2 separate regions of the Homo sapiens genome follow, and region 2 is linked to region 1. The links are chromatin loops, found by intact Hi-C in ENCODE. Cell type or tissue: pancreas. All regions are shown on one strand.

Evidence for each region. Peaks named below come from ENCODE experiments on the same cell type or tissue, not always from the same donor. Only the 100,000 strongest peaks of a DNase experiment are listed, where the experiment ranks them.
Region 2: it touches region 1 in a loop (3-fold over the local background); 31 of 110 quality-filtered maps call a loop at or near these places.

The regions. Positions count from the first base shown.
Region 1 is chr9:20,880,626-20,888,625 of GRCh38, reverse strand. FOCAD (focadhesin) reads right to left here. Exons shown (of 44, transcript NM_001375567.1): 20 at 6,570-6,755; 21 at 3,396-3,517. Among named protein-coding and RNA genes, the nearest start is that of SNORA30B, 98 kb to the right of the region's middle. In pancreas, a CTCF peak has its summit at 3,444 (motif pointing left); no DNase peak of the experiment used is centred here.
Region 2 is chr9:20,635,695-20,643,694 of GRCh38, reverse strand. No RefSeq gene overlaps it. Among named protein-coding and RNA genes, the nearest start is that of MLLT3, 17 kb to the right of the region's middle. In pancreas, no CTCF peak of the experiment used is centred here; a DNase peak (open chromatin) is centred at 3,074.

The sequences.
Region 1 (8,000 bases):
AAACCATACCATACCTCAATTTCTAAAAGTAATTTAAAAGAATAAAAATAAAACACAGGAAAAAAGAAAATGAAAAATTTTTGTAATCTCGGATTAAACAAAAAGCAAGAACCATTTTGTAAAATTTGGTAAGTTGAAATTCTTCAAAATGAAAAGTCCACTCTTCAAAATACATTATAAAAAAATGAAGGCCAGGCGCAGTGGCTCACGCCTGTAATTCCAGCACTTTGGGAAGCCAAGGCAGATGGATCATGAGGTCAGGAGTTTGAGACCAGCCTGACCAACATGGTGAAACCCCGTCTCTACTAAAAATACAAAAATTAGCCGGGCATGGTGGTGCACACCTGCAATCCCAGCTATTTAGGAGACTGAGGTGGGAGAATCGCTTGAGCCCAGGAGGCGGAGGTTGTAGTGAGCTGAGATCGCACCACTGCACTCCCGCCTGGGCAACAGAGCAAGACTCCATCTCAAAAAAAAAAAAAAAAAGAAGAAAAAAAAAAAAAGAAAATGAAAAGACATGTAACACACTAAGTAAAAAAAAAAAAAATATCCAGAATATATAAAGAACACTCTTTTGAAAACAAAAGCCCCAATTCTAAAAATGGGCAGAAGATCAGAGCAAACACTTCAGGAAGAAAACAGATACATACAAAATAAACACATGAAAAGATGCTTCAACATCATTAGTTATTAAGGAAACACAAATTAAAACCACAAAGGGAAACTAATACTACTCATCTACAAGAATAGCTAAATTTTTTTAATTGACTATATCAAGCACTGACAAGAAGGCAGAGCAACTGAAACTCTCATACCTTGCAGATGGGCATTCAAAATAAGACAGCCACTAGGAAAACAGTTTGATAGTTTCCTATAAAGTTATATATGAATTTACCACATGACGTTGCACTCTCACTCCTAGGTATTTGTTTACTGAAAAGAAACAGAAAAATGAATGTTCACACAGGGATCTGTATGAGAATGTTTATAGAAACTTTAGTCTTAATCATTGAAAACAGAAAAAACCCGAAGGTCCATCAACTGGTGAATTAATAAACAAACTGCAATTCTCAAGAAATACTTGGAAATATGGCTGGGCACAGTGGCTCATGCCTGTAATCCCAGCACTTTGGGAGGCCGAGGCAAGTGGATCACCTGAGGTCAGGAGTTCGAGATCAGCCTGGCCAACATGGTAAAACTCCATCTCTACTAAAAATACAAAAATTAGCTGGGCGTGGTGGCGCATGCCTGTAATCCCAGCTACTCGGGAGGCTGAGGCAGGAGAATCCCTTGAACCCAGGAGGCAGAGGTTGCAGTGAGCCGAGATTGCACCATTGCACTCCAGCCTGGACAGCAGAGTGAGACTTCATCTCAAAAAAAAAAAGAGAAAGAAAAAGGAAAGAAAGAAGAAATACTTGGAAATAAAAAAGACTCAGGATAAAGTAATGGGAGGATCAAAAGCAGGGTTTGAAGAAATTTCATCTGGAAAAATCCCAAATTGATTGCAACAAAAGAAAGACAAGATGCAAGGAGATGATTTAAGAGAGCTTAGAGTAATCTTGGAAAAATCCAAATGTATTTCTAGAATCTTCTCTGATTAACCTGGGAGAGAAGATGACAGTTCAAGGACTATGGAGCCTCACTGCCTGGGTTCAATTTCCAGGCTCCTCTACTTGTTAGCTATGTGACCTTGACACATTAACAGCACCTACCTCACAGTGTTGAAAGTATCTAAATCGATTATTAGCTGTTATTATTGCAATTATTTTTATTAACCAGCTCTGAAAGTTCATATTATTTCTTGTCACATAGTTTGAGAAACTTCATGGGTCCCCCAGCCTTTGTGTTTTAAGCAAATGAACTACATATACTGAGCAGAATATGGAATCCAGTCTAAAATCCTACTATACATTTGGCAGAATTCTGTCCAATACGCCTTCTAATTGACCCCTAAAACAATGATGTTATTTTCTTTTCCCTTTGAAATTTTCTAGACTCTCTACAGCACAAGCAACAAGTATCTTAACCCAAAGATTTTCTGTGCTTATATCTCGGACACACCTCATAACTTCTGATGCCACTGCCAAAAGTTATCAGATGTCTTCTGCCATCCCCTGCACTAATGCTTTTTCTTGTTTCTGTTCTGATGGTGACTTTTTATTATAAATCAGCTTTTCAGTAAGACTTTAGACTTCAGTTTTCCTTCAAATATCTAAGTGCACAGCTTAAAACACAAAAAGGTACCACGTTTCTCCCTTCTCTATGCCAACTAATGAGATGCCAGGGACAAAAAAAACATAGAAATCACCTATGTCTGAAATTAAACCTTCCTCCTAGAAAAGCGTTGCTCTTCCCAGATCCTTCTTCTCTTTTTAGTTGAATGAAGACACTATATTAGGCAAAAAAAAAGCTTCTGAAACAAGTATTTACACAATTTTAATTCTAACTAAATATATGAAAGGAAAATGGATGGCAAAGGACAAAGATGGGTCTTGAAAAACCCTCTGAATTTTGCTGTGCTATGAAACTGGTGGCAATTGGTGTGATACAGAATAAAAGTGAATCAAATTAATTACAACCAAATGTATAAATTAGGCATCAAAATAAGATGTTATAGAAAGATATTTTAGAAATGCTAATTATTTTTACATCAAGTTCATTAAATCTTTACAATTCATATATTTTTACTTATAACTGATATATAACCTACTATGTCTGAACTATATAAATCTCTTTGCTGTGACATTTTGTTTTGTTATTCATTCATACATTTTAATTTGTATACATCATATGAGTAAGTGTGATAAAATATTTAAAAACAATAAAAATACATTTCCCAAGGACTTTCCAGCTTCCCTCTTCCCCTGGTTTTGCCATAATCTGCAATAATCAGATTTCATATAAATCATCTAATAGAATCACAGAACTTTATTTTTAAAAGGTAGCTGAAAGGAAAAGTAAAATAAACATTAAAACCAAGGGTTATTTTTCTAAAATGCTTTTATTTACTTTTAATTCCAAACACTCACAAAATACAAACACTGGTCCCCTACATAATTGCAAAGGATTAGAATTAAGATATAGGCAGTAGCATTTCTTTAAACAATAAATTGATATTTATTCTGAATAATGACAGTTAAGCATTGATGAAGTAAAGCAAATTCCTAGACATTACTCCCTAATAAATACGCTGGGCAGTGGGGGAAAACATGGCAGTTTCTTTCAGAAATACATTGAAATATTTGAGTATTCAGTTGGGTCAACTATTTTGGTGGCCTTTAAAAGCAACTTACATTAATTATGATCAAAAAAATTATTTCTAAACAAACAACTTCTTAAACATATCATGAAGGGAGAAAACACTAAAACATAAAGAAGAGGACACGGGAACCTACCTCATGTACAAGAGCAAGTGAAGTCTGCTTGAAACTTCGCCCTCTGCTGGCCATCAGTCTGTTCAATGGTTTTCCATCTTTACTCTGATACATGGAAACATCATAGCAAAATAACATACCACCTTTAAAAAAAATTATATAGACTTTATTTTATTTTTATTTTTATTTTTTTAAGACAGAATCTCACTCTGTTGCCCAGGCTGGAGTGCAGTGGTGCAATCTCAGCTCACTGCAACCTCCGCCGCCTGGGTTCAAGGGATTCTTCTGCCTCAGCCTCCTGAGTAGCTGGGACTACAAGCGTGTGCCACCATGCCCGGCTAATTTTTTAAGTTTAGTGGAGACAGGGTTTCACCATATTGGCCAGGCTGGTCTCTAACTGCTGACCTCATGATCCGCCTGCCTCATCCTCCCAAAGCGCTGGGATTACAGGTGTGAGCCACCGCGCCCAGCTTACAAAGACATTTCTTATGGAAAAACTTTACTAATTAGATTCTCAGTAACTGATAATCAATCTGGATAGAGATATTTATAACTAAAAGCTAACTTGTTAAGCAAATTATGATTTTTGACCATTTATATATAAGGAATAAAAAAACACAAGAGATTTAAAAAGCTAATATTTAAAATACTATTGGGACAGGCACGGTGGCTCACACCTGTAATCCCAGCACTTTGGGAGGCCAAGGTAGGCAGATCACTTGAGGTCAGGAGTTTGAGACCAGCCAGGTCAACATGGTGAAACCCCATCTCTACTAAAAACGCAAAAATTAGCCAGGCATGGTGGCGAACACCTGAAATCCCAGCTACTCGGGAGGCTGAAGCAGGAGAACCACTTGAACTAGCAGTGGAGGTTGCAGTGAACTGAGATTGTGCCACTGTACTCCAGCCTGGGCAACCAAGAGAAACTCTGTCTCAAAATATAAACGTAATATAATATAGTATATTACTTATTGACTCATAGCTTTTTAGTTAAGATCACATGTAAAATATTATTTACAATTTACTTATGAGTAAATAAGTATAAGTATAAATAAATGAACAAATTTGCAAGTCTTGACTTTGTGAACTGTTTAGTTCTAGAGATTCTATTAAGTTTTTTAAAAATTTCAATTAAAGAGAAATACTTGCACATATTAATCTTCATGAACACATGATAACATGGGTCCCTTTAGTTTATACTCAAAAGTGGACAAGCTTTCCCTCATTCCTGTATTCACATACACTCACTCTCCCTCTTCTCCCTGCCCTTTCCACAACGGTCAGTTAAGCTCTCAGCTGAACCTCCAGCTTATTTATGTTTTTTATTGCACTGAGTTTTATTATCTTTATTATTTCTTCCCTGATCCTTTAAGTTTGATTTGCTGTTCTTTTCCAAGCTTCTTGAGTTGGAAGTTTAAATACTGATTATTTTCCTTTCTTTTCTAAAATATACATTGAAAGTGTGAATTTCCCTAGAGGGGAAACAGTGTTTAAAAATACTATTTTAGCTGCAACCTACAGGTTGTTATATGGCTTATCTTCATTATCATTCACTTCAAACTATCTTCTCATTTCCATTTTGATTCTTTTCTCTGATCCATCCATTACTTATAAGTATACTGTTCAATTTTCAGCCAACTGGAGATATCATGGTAATCATTTTTGTTATTTATTTCTAGCTTAATCCCATTGTCATCAGAGGACAAACTCTAAGTGACTTCAATATCTTGAAATTTATTGAAGTTTGTGGTCCAGCGTATGGTCATTTTGGTAAATTTTCCATGTACAGTTAAAAGATATATAAATTCTATCACTATAAGGTACAATGTTCTACATGTCTATACAGTAGTTTGTTCATAGATTGTTCAGATATTTTGTGATCTTATAGATTTTCTTGTCTCCTTGCTCTGCCAGCTACTGAAAAAGATATTTTAAAGTTTCCATTATTATTGTGGGTTTGTCTATTTCCTCTTTTAGTTCTACTCATTTTTGTCATATATTTTGAAAGTATGTTATTTCATGTAGGCCAGTTAGAATTGATATTTTCCAAAGAGAGTGACTTCTTTATCTCCAGGAATCATTCCCTTCATTTCCAGCTTCTTCCTTTGTCCTGTGTCTAGTGCAGTATATGAAAGAACCACAGAAGTACTAAATGGTGTTATTGTCAATCAAAGAGTAGTTTTCCTCTCTCCTCTGTTAGGCAGACTGGGTGAAGGACTGATTACCTCAACCTAATCAGGAATTGATCTGGGTTAGGACTGATTATAACTTTTGTAATTTGAGTCCAGCTCTGGTTCACTCCTTTGCCAGGGTATATCTCCCCACAACACCCCCCACTAATTGGCAGTCTAATGAGTCTTTGACTCCTCAATCTGAAAAAATTATGAGAGATTTAGGTCTGCTCTCAGAAATTTTCAGCTTAGCTCTTTAGCTTTCCATCCCATAAAGCTTCAAAATGTCGCAAATAACTTGAGAGAAATTGGCCTTGTGCTCAAGGTCACTCAAGTTCTGAGTTGTGTCACTCTTGCTCCACATGATTGCCAAGATGTCTGCTGGTTTCTCCACCTCCTCACCAGCTTCTCAATAAAGTTGAGGCTGAATGCTCAGATTCCAGCTGTGGCCAGAATTAGTAAGTTCACCCAGGTGAGAGCAGTTGCAGATCTTCAGTATCAATTCACCATTCTCTCTTGGGCTTTTACCTCTTGCATGCTGTTTTTTCAAGCCCATTCTCCTAGCTCGTCTTTGTTTCCTAAGCATCAGAAGACTAAAAGGGATTTCACTTTGCCTTTCAGAAGCTTTCAGCCTAGCTCTTTAGCTCTTGGTGCAAATTCAAAATTCAGCAAATGTCCTGTGAGAAAAATCTCTAATTTGTCGCCCTAGTCCCAGGCAATCACTAAAAGCTCCTCTAGTTTCTCTTTCTTCCAACAGGCCATGCCTCTGGGCTGAGTGGGTATCCCCCAAGGTGGGGAGAAAACAGTTCTAAAATGTTATGCTGACTCTGAAACTTAAATCCATCTATTTGTCTTTGCTTCTACAGTTCTGCGATGTCTTTTAAAGTGCGATGATTTTTATAATTTATCCACATGTTAGTAGCAGCAGCAACACCCTGCCATGGCCCATTATATCCTACTTGAAAGTGGAAGTTAAATCATTACATGAAAAACCTGTATTTTTGATACTATGTACTACCCTTACCTGCAAGGCCAGGTTTCAGTCCTGGTTGCTTGTTTGTTTCATACATTTTCAATATAAAATTGGGGATTCCTGCTACAGTCTTTCCTTGGTCTGAGCGGGCACCTCCTTTTAATGCAGAGTGATATATCCCACGAGGCATATTCACCATTTCTTGCTTCACAAGTGATGTAAAAAATTCCTCCAAAGCTAAAAGAGGATAAAAGGAGACCAAAAGTAGAGTAAATACAATAAGCTAGAAGAGAAACATGCGTTCTTAACTCATATACAAACAACTAAGCTACATTTCTGGCCAAACCTTACATGGTAAAAAGAGACCTCTTGATACCTATCCCTTTCTTAGTCTTCCTCCAAATTAGAACATGGCACCAAGTTGCTCAAGCTTAATTCCTCTCTTTCCCTCACTTATTACATGTAATCCATTAGCAAGTCCTTCTGATTCCACCTTCAAAATCTATCCCAAATCCATCAGTTTCTCTCCATTTTTCACTGCTATTTATCTACTTATTATCTTTTGTCCTCCTCATACAAACTAATGTAAAAACTAGTTTACTGAATTCTTTTCCTCTTGACCATCCTCTATAAACCTTCCTCTGCCCAGAGGCCAGAATTTTGTCATTCCTGTCCCTAACACCTTCCAGTTGCTTTTCACTGTGCATAAAATAAAATCACAACTTCTGACCATGATCAAGACCTTTTATAATCTAGCCCTGACTCCCCCTCAGAGTTAATGTCTAATACCCTACCTCCTTGCTATGTTGAAGTCACACTTACATATGGCCTCTTTCCATTCCTCAAAAACACAAAGTTGATATTTAAGTCAGTGCCACTGCATTTGCTATCCCTTCCACCTGGAACATATCAGTCCCACATTTTCATGAGAATGGCTCCTTCTTATCATTTAAGTGTTTTCAGAAAAACCTCTTTCATAACTATCTATACTTAGCAATATTAGGACAATTATTTTAAAATGAGATATTTGTCCACTATCTTTGCTTGTGTTCTTTCTAATTAAGCCCAAGATCTTTATCATTTGACATTTTACTTACTATATAATAACAGAAATATGATGTCAGAAGACAACAGGATGTATAAACAAAATATTTGATAAGACTATAGGTTCATATTCAAATGTGATTTTCCTAAGGACCACTAGAGGTTGCCCAATACAGAAACAAACAAAAAAACAAAAAACATTAAAGCTAAACAAATCATATGTAGCGGAAAATGAAAAAAGAAAACCACTGCATGTGGCTCTTACAGAAACAAAAAGCAAGGGTCCACCTAACTGGAATTTCATTCTGAAGAGATCTATCTAAAAGTCTCCTTTAAATGAATATGATTAAATTAAAGGCAGCAAGAGCTCACTGGACCGTCTATTATATACCCATTTCTGACAGGACCCTCCTAGATGCAATCAAGATTCTCCATTCA
Region 2 (8,000 bases), 240 kb after region 1:
AAATTAGAAGAAATTTACTGGACTTAGCCTAATTAGTGAGATAGAGCTGCTTCGTGCGGTGCTGTGGTTAAGTGATTAGGTAACAATGATCCAAACACAATAAAATTCAACATCCTGAGGTGATGCCTTATGAATCCTTTCCTCCTTGAAAAGCCTGTAACACGGTGGACTACTCTTTTCTTGTCCTTTTCCCTAGCCTTCACAATTCCACACTCTCCTGATACTTCTCATTAGTCACATTCTCCCCTGGTTTTAATAATAGTTGGATTAGCTTGGATAAAGGCTAGAATGAGGTAACAAGAGACAAAAAATACTCAAATAAGATAAAGAGTTATTTCTCATGTAATATTTTGTGTATATTGTCCAGGAATAATATGGTGGCCCAGTAGGTTAGAGAACCTGAGGTCCTTTTAATGTATGACAGCCACTGGGTACGACCCTCATCCATGTGGTCAAAATGACCTCACTATCATATTTGCATTCAACCCCATGGGAAGCAGCGACATGCTTCTTTCCTACAAAAGGCATAATTGAGAAAGTGAAAACATCATTTCTAATAAATCCCACAAATGAGAACCTAATCATATGGCCACAATTAGCTGCACAGAGGCTGGGAAATGTAGTCTATATTTGGGGAATCGTGTGCCCAGCTAAAGCTCTATTGTATAGAAAAACAGCACTTTCTAACACTAAGGTTTACTAAATATGTCTCATTACTTCAGATTTCTCTCCTGATGTTCACACCTAGTTATTCAACTGTTTACTGAGCATTTATTTATTCCACAAATATTTAACTGCGCTCCTGTGTTACCAGCCACACTAACAAAGATGCTTTTTCTATTTAGATGTTATTCAGAACCCTAACATGTCCAAAGCTGACCATTCCGCATTCCCTAAACTTTCCTCCTTCCTATCTAGGTTATTTGCACCATTATTCAACCAGCTGCCCAACTCAGAAGTGAAGGTGTCTCATACTTATATTCTTCCCTCTCTCATCCAAACTGTCACCAGGCCTAATCAAATCTACCACCTAAACAGATCTCCATTCTAGCCACTTTTCTCCACATACCTCCTTTTAACTGTCGTCTAGGACTCAGTCCTCTCTGTTTTTGAAATTGAAGTATAACATATGTACAGTAAATATGTGAAGTGTGCTAATATAAATGTAAAGTTTAATGGGTTTTACATATGTGCATACCCATTTAACCACCATCCAGATGAAGATACTTCTCAAGATTCTCTGTGTTCTTTCTCAATCAAGCACTATTTCTCCTGTTTAGATAGTTGTTTAAGCCTTTTCAATGGACACTGACCATCTTTCAGTTTCTTTATCTCTCTGTTTCTGACTGCCTGCTTGTCTCTCCACCTCTCTTTCTCTCTCTCTCTCTCTCCTGTGTGTGTGCGTGTGTGTGTGTGTGTGTGTGTGTATTTTTCCCTTGTCCCTGGGGCTTCATTTTACTTCTGTTCTCTCTCTTCCTTTTTGGCTGATAAATCCTTCTGTAACCCAGATCTCAGCTGAGATATCACCTTTATCAAGAAACCCTGTCAGTTGCTGGTATGGGGATTTGCCTAAATAACCTTGTTATGGTTATCTTAGCTTGGGAAAAGGAGAAATAAAACATGTTGAACATGTTTTGATGTAGAACATAGAATATATTTGTTTTGGGTAAACGAATTGGAGATAGTATTTTACTTGTAGGTGAGACCTGGTCACCAAAATATTTTCATTCCTAGTATTAGTTTAAACATTGCTGCTGTAAGTTAGCTATCACAGCAAATCAATAATATTTAAGTCATAGCTCCTTTCAGTGGATCTCACTAGTAAATAAGCCATTGAAAAGTATGACCATATTTATTTTTAGTGAACTAATGTTTTATAATATACATCTAGTAAAGTATACATAACTTAGTGAGTAGTCTGATGAATTCTGATGACTGTATACCTCTGGGTAACCAATATCCCAACTGGTTTCCAAAGTAGAACTTTTCCAGCACCCCAAATAATTCCTTTGTGCCTTTTTGGTCAATTCCTCTAAAATGCAGTTACTGTTCTAATTTCTACCACAATTCATTGGTTTCGCATGTGTTGGAATGCCATGTAAGTAGAATCAGATAGTATATGTATATTCATGTATTTTGCTTCTTTTGCTCAACATAACGTTTTTCAGATTCATTTATGTTGTTGCATATATGAGTAGTTCATTCTTATTTTATTACTGAACAGTATTCCAATGTAGTATATGTGGCACAATTTATCCATTTTACCAATTTTCATATTGGTGGACATACGGACTATTCCCTATTTTGGCCTATAACAAATAAATCTACTATGAACATTCTTACGTAAGTCTTTTTGTGAAGATATGTCTTTATGTTTCATAAACACCTAGAAGTTGAATCCAGATGGATCATAGAATAGGTATATTTTTATCTTTATTAGAAACTGTTAAACAGTTTATCAAAGATTGGTATTATTTTATACTCCAACTAGAAATGTATGCAAATTCTACTTGTTCCACATCCACATCAAAATCTAGTGTGTCAATCTTTTTAATGTTTGTCCTTTTAGAAGTGTGAAATGATTTCTCATTGCAGTTTTCACTTGCATTTCCCTAATGATTAAAAATGCTGAGCACCTTTTCTACATGTCTGTCCTGGAATCTTTAAAGTGTGGCTCTTGTTCTCATTCTTACAAAATGGTGCTGGAGCTCTAGCTGTCACTGCGCCGTAGGCAGAAGGAGGAACAAAGGGTCCAGATCTTACAGTCATGTATCTGCTGAGTCTTTCTCAGAAGCCTCACCCATGGGCTTCTCTTTCTATCTCATTGGTCAAAATTATGTCACATGCCTAACCAATCTGCCAGGAAGGCTGGGTAAAGCAATTTTTTAAGCAGATCTTCCAGGTTTCTATTACTGTGAAACAAACCAACTCAAAAGTTAATGGCTTAGAATGAAAATGTGTTTTTCTCACAAATAGGCCATTTGGGCAAAGCTTAGCAGAGACAGCTTGTCTCTGCTTCACTTGGCATCAGCCTAGAGGCAATTGTTGCTGGCTGCCGGCCAAGAAGACTCACACAGTTGGAACTGTGGTTAGAACACCTACACATGAGCTTTTCATGTGGGTTCTTGGATTCCCACACCACGATAGCTGAGTCCCAAGGGTGAGGGTCCCAAGAGAGACTGAGGTAGAAACCATATCGCCTTTTATGACCTGGAAGTCACACATTATCACTTGTGCTGTATTCTATTCATTGTGGAAAATACAAAGGTCTGCCTGGTTAAAGGGGAAGAGAAGTCGATTTTACAACTTGATCTGGGGGTGGCGAGGTATGGAAGAGCAAGTGGACCAAAATATTGCTGTGGGCTGGGCCCAGTGGCTCACGCCTATAATCCCAGCTCTTTGGGAGGCCGAGGCAGGTGGATCATTTGAGGTCAGGAATTTGAGACCAGCCTGGCCAACATGGTGAAACCCCGTCTCTACTGAAAAAATACAAAAATTAGCCAGATGTAGTGGCGCATGCCTGTAATCCCAACTACTTCAGGAGGCTGAGGCGGGAGAATAGCTTGAACCTGGGAGGCGGAGGTTGCAGTGAGCCGAGATCGTGCCACTGCACCCCAGCCTGAGCGACAAGACTGAGATTCCATCTCAAAAACAAAAAAAACAAAAAACAAAATATTACTGTGGCCATTTTGGGGAAATACAATCTGCTACAATTGGGCATGTTGCTTACCCCTAACTAAGCTGGGATTCTCTTCACAAGAAAGATGTGGCGAATAAATATTGGGTAGGCAAGCTGAGTTTCTGTCATGTTCTTTACACATATAACATTATAATTGTTTGCTTTCCACTAGACTGTAAACTCCATAAAGACAGCAGCCAGATTTGTCCATCTGTCTTTATTAATTATTGGTTCCTTAGGGCCTAAGGAAAAAAAAATAGGCATTCAAGAAATATTTCTCAATGAACAAGTATTAAACTAAATAAAACCATATATAGAATATCAGTTTTAGAAAATAAACTGTGATGAAACATTAGGAAAGAATGTAAAAATTGAAATTTTAAGTCAATAACCTGCCAGCCTGGAGCTGGGAGCTGTGGCTCACACCTGTAATCTCAGCACTTTGGGAGGCTGGGACAGGTAGATCGCTTGAGCTCAGGAGTTTGGGACCAGCCTGGGCAACGTGGCAAAACCCTGTCTTTACAAAAAATACAAAAATTTGTCAGGTGTGGTGGTGCATGGCTGTAGTCCCAGCTACTCAGGAGGCTGAGTTGGGAGGATCACTTGAGCCCAGGAGGTTGACGCTGCAGTGAGCCATGATTATGTCACTGTACATCAGCCTGGGTGACATAGTGAGACCCTATGACAATAAATAAGTAAATAAATAAATAAAAACCTATCAGGCTGGGCAACATAGTAAGACCCTATCTCTACAAAAATCTTTTTAAAAAATTAGCTGAGTGTGGTGGCATGCACCTGCAGTGGCAGCTATTTGGGAGGCTGAGGTGGGAGGATCACTTGAGCCCAGGAGTTCAAGGCTGCAGTGAGCCATGATCACAGCACTGCATTCCAGCCTGGGGGATAGAGTGAGATTGTCTCTAAAAAAAAGTCAATAACCTGCAGAAAGCCCAATAAACATATATGCTAAGGATTAAAACAAATCTCATTCTACTTTTTAAAATAAAAAACAAAATAAAGTGCTATTTAGTGAGGCAATCAGAGACCAAAAGCCAGTCCTTATGACTTTTCTATACATTACTTTACATTGGTTTAGAATATCCAGCCATTGACCATTATTTGCTATTGTTGGAGACAGTTTGGAAAATGCATGCTCCCTGATCCTTACTGGATCAGTATTGAGGTCAAGAATTTGTTCATTCTGTGAACTATCTCTTCTTCATCCTTAAGTACATTTTTAGCTTACATAGTTTAAAATCTTTATTTTCTCTTTTTATTTATTTATTGATTTATTTATTATTTATTTATTGCTTTTTAGTTTTAGAGACAAGGTCTCATTCAGTTACCCAGGCTGGAGTGCAGTGGCACTATCATAGCCCACTGTAACCTCAAACTCCTGGACTCAAGCAATCCTCCCACTTCAGCTTCCCGAGTACCTGGGACTACACGTGCACACCACCATGCCCAGCTAATTAAAAGAAAAAAAATTCCTTGTAGAGACGGGGTTTCTCTGTGTTTCCCAGGGCGGTCTCTAATTTCTGGCCTCAAGCAATCTTTCCACCTCAGCCTCCCAAACTGCTGAGATTATAGACATTAGCCACTGCACCCAGCCTTAACATTTTTTGACTTATGTTGTTTCATATATTTAAATATTTTCATCGTTTTCATTGGTTTCATATTCCCTTTTGAAGAGCTCTTCAATGTTTTGTTTTTCTTTTTCTGGTCCATTTAATAACTAGTTTGCCAGTAACCATGGCTTTGCATGGCACGTTCCTGAGGACTGTGACAAATATTCTCATACTGTGATCTGATTATATCATACCTCTGCTCAAATTTTTTCAGTGGTTTCTTGTCAGGCATAGAAAACTCTTAATCTGTTGAGCATGAACAGAATACCCTTTCTGAGGAGATTCCTCATCTCCCAACACTTTCCTTCAGTCAGACCTTAGAATAAGTATAGCTACTGAGCTTGCCATACCTTCTCCTTTCTCAGTGCCCCCCCACCCCCACCCTTCCTAGTGTCTTTCCAGGCTGAAGGAAGAATATCTGTTAAATGTTTGCTCCCAATTTCATTCTCATCCTTGTGACACCCTCTCCTCATCCTTGTGATAAACTCTTACCCTCCAGTATCATCTCAAGTGTTAATGCCTCAGTTATTCTTTCTCTAAGCTCCCATCTCAGATTGGGTGCATTTTCCTTGTCTTGTATTTGAATATGCAAATCTCAATTAGGCTTTTTTTTTTTTTTTTTTTTTTTTTACTTTCTCACAGCAAGTAGTTCTACACAAAATCTAGGTGGAAGAAACCAAGCACAATCATTTATTTAAATAGTATTTATTGTTTCTTCCTCTCTCTATGTCTTTTTATAGGAGAAGCGAGATATGAATTGGGGGGAGAGGAATCCTACTCTGTTGTTGGCTCTTTTTTTACCTACTATTGGCCAAAGAAGAAGACAGGTGGAGAGTAGTGATGCTCCTCCTGGAATGCCAAGGTGGAAGAGAAAAGCAAGTGATTTGAGAGGTGATTGCATAAGCTTAGACTCAAAGGCCCTGCTGATATATTTCCTATCTTTTACTTGCATCCTTCACCACATGAAGGAGGTTTTAGGGTATTTTTCACATCTGCCCATGGGACAACCCAGCCATTTTCTCTGTCCTCTGGGCTCCCTGCCTTGACAGAGTCTTCTTAGTGTGGTGCTGTCACAACAAGGCTGTTACTGTGATTGAAAGGAAAAGGCCAAAAGACACAGACAACGGAAGTTTATTTAATAGCCATGAATATATAAATGTACAGAAACAGTCAGACAAAGCAGAAAACAACATAAAGTACTCCCAGTTGGATTTACAGACTTTTCAAGTTCGCCACTGGGTCCTACTTAGGAAGAGTGAGTCATCTTCTAAGCCATTTTATCAGAGGATTTCCAATCCCCCTGCTCCTCCCTCTGCCTTTCTGAAGATTCTGCAATTGCCTTGCAGCTCTCCAGCTGCAAGCAACTGATGCAAATCAACCCTAGTACATTCCAGAGTGTTTATTGGGAGACTAGGTGAGTTGAAGGTGAATTTCTACTTGTAGCGTCTATAAGTAGAGCATCTTGTAGCAGGCCCAGATTTCAGGGTTGCTTTTGTTTGGTCCATTTCTACACATGGTGTTTCTATATTTACTAGAGTTATCCCTGCACTGTTATAAGAGAGAAAACATGTTAATAGCCTGGAGTATGGAATTAGATTGCCAGGGTTTGAATTTTAGGATGACCAACCATGCTGGTTGTGCTGGGACTGAGGAGTTCTATAAGGATGCAGGACTTGTCAGTACTAAAACAAGGACAGTGGTCACCCCAGAACATTGCTACTTACTAGCTCAGGTCTCAAATGGAAGTAAAAGTATTCCAGCATTATGGAGGTATTGTTGGAATAAGAGTTAATATTTGTAAAGTGCTTACAACAGTGTCTGACATATATAAGTGTGTGTTAAATCAAAAACTTATGGAAGACACGGTTTTTTTCTGGGCATAATCGCATTGTCCAAGCAATGTTTTTAATTTTTGCCATTATCTTAGGGGTTTACAAAAGTGAATTCTTATTTATCTACACATTTATATGTATATACTGTTTAAGTGAGTTTTTACCATCTAATTTTCACATAAAACAATACATACTCAAAATAACTTCACCATAGTAATGTTGAACTACAAAATAGCATGACTAAAAAGTGATGTGGATAGTAAAGGAGGATGTCCAATTGTGAACGAGTTCCTCCAAACCCTGCACCTCTTTCCTTTCTGCTCTTACTCTACCTTGATCAGAGCCCTGTTTAACAATGACTGTATTGTATTGGAATTATATGTCTGTTGCCACCAGAGAGGGTATGCAAAAGCAGAGCCTGTGTTGCAGCTGACAGTGTGGAGGGAAAAGAGATCTTGGGCCGGTGGCTATTAATTACTGGAAACTTTCACCAGAAGTGAAAGACTCAATGAATGTCAGACCCTCACCCATCAGATTAGCCATCCCTCCTTCAAAGCAGGGGTATGGGCAGTCCTAGAGAAGGCAAGAAGTATTCAGGCCATGTTCTATGGAAATGAGAAAGCTTTGGATCACAGATGTATCTCCCAGCCTACAACCTTTTGACTAAAAGCCTCCTACTTTAAAATATTTGTTAATAGTCTGAAGCTTTAAAAAAAAAAAAGTTTTTGAATCCCTTGTGGTTCAAATCCAGAGCAGTTCTTTTGACAAGAAATGAATGCTATGTGAACATAAATATTTTTAAATACCAAGACCTTTAGGTTTTCTTTGAACCTCATGAAAAGGACTCACAGACCTCCAATACTT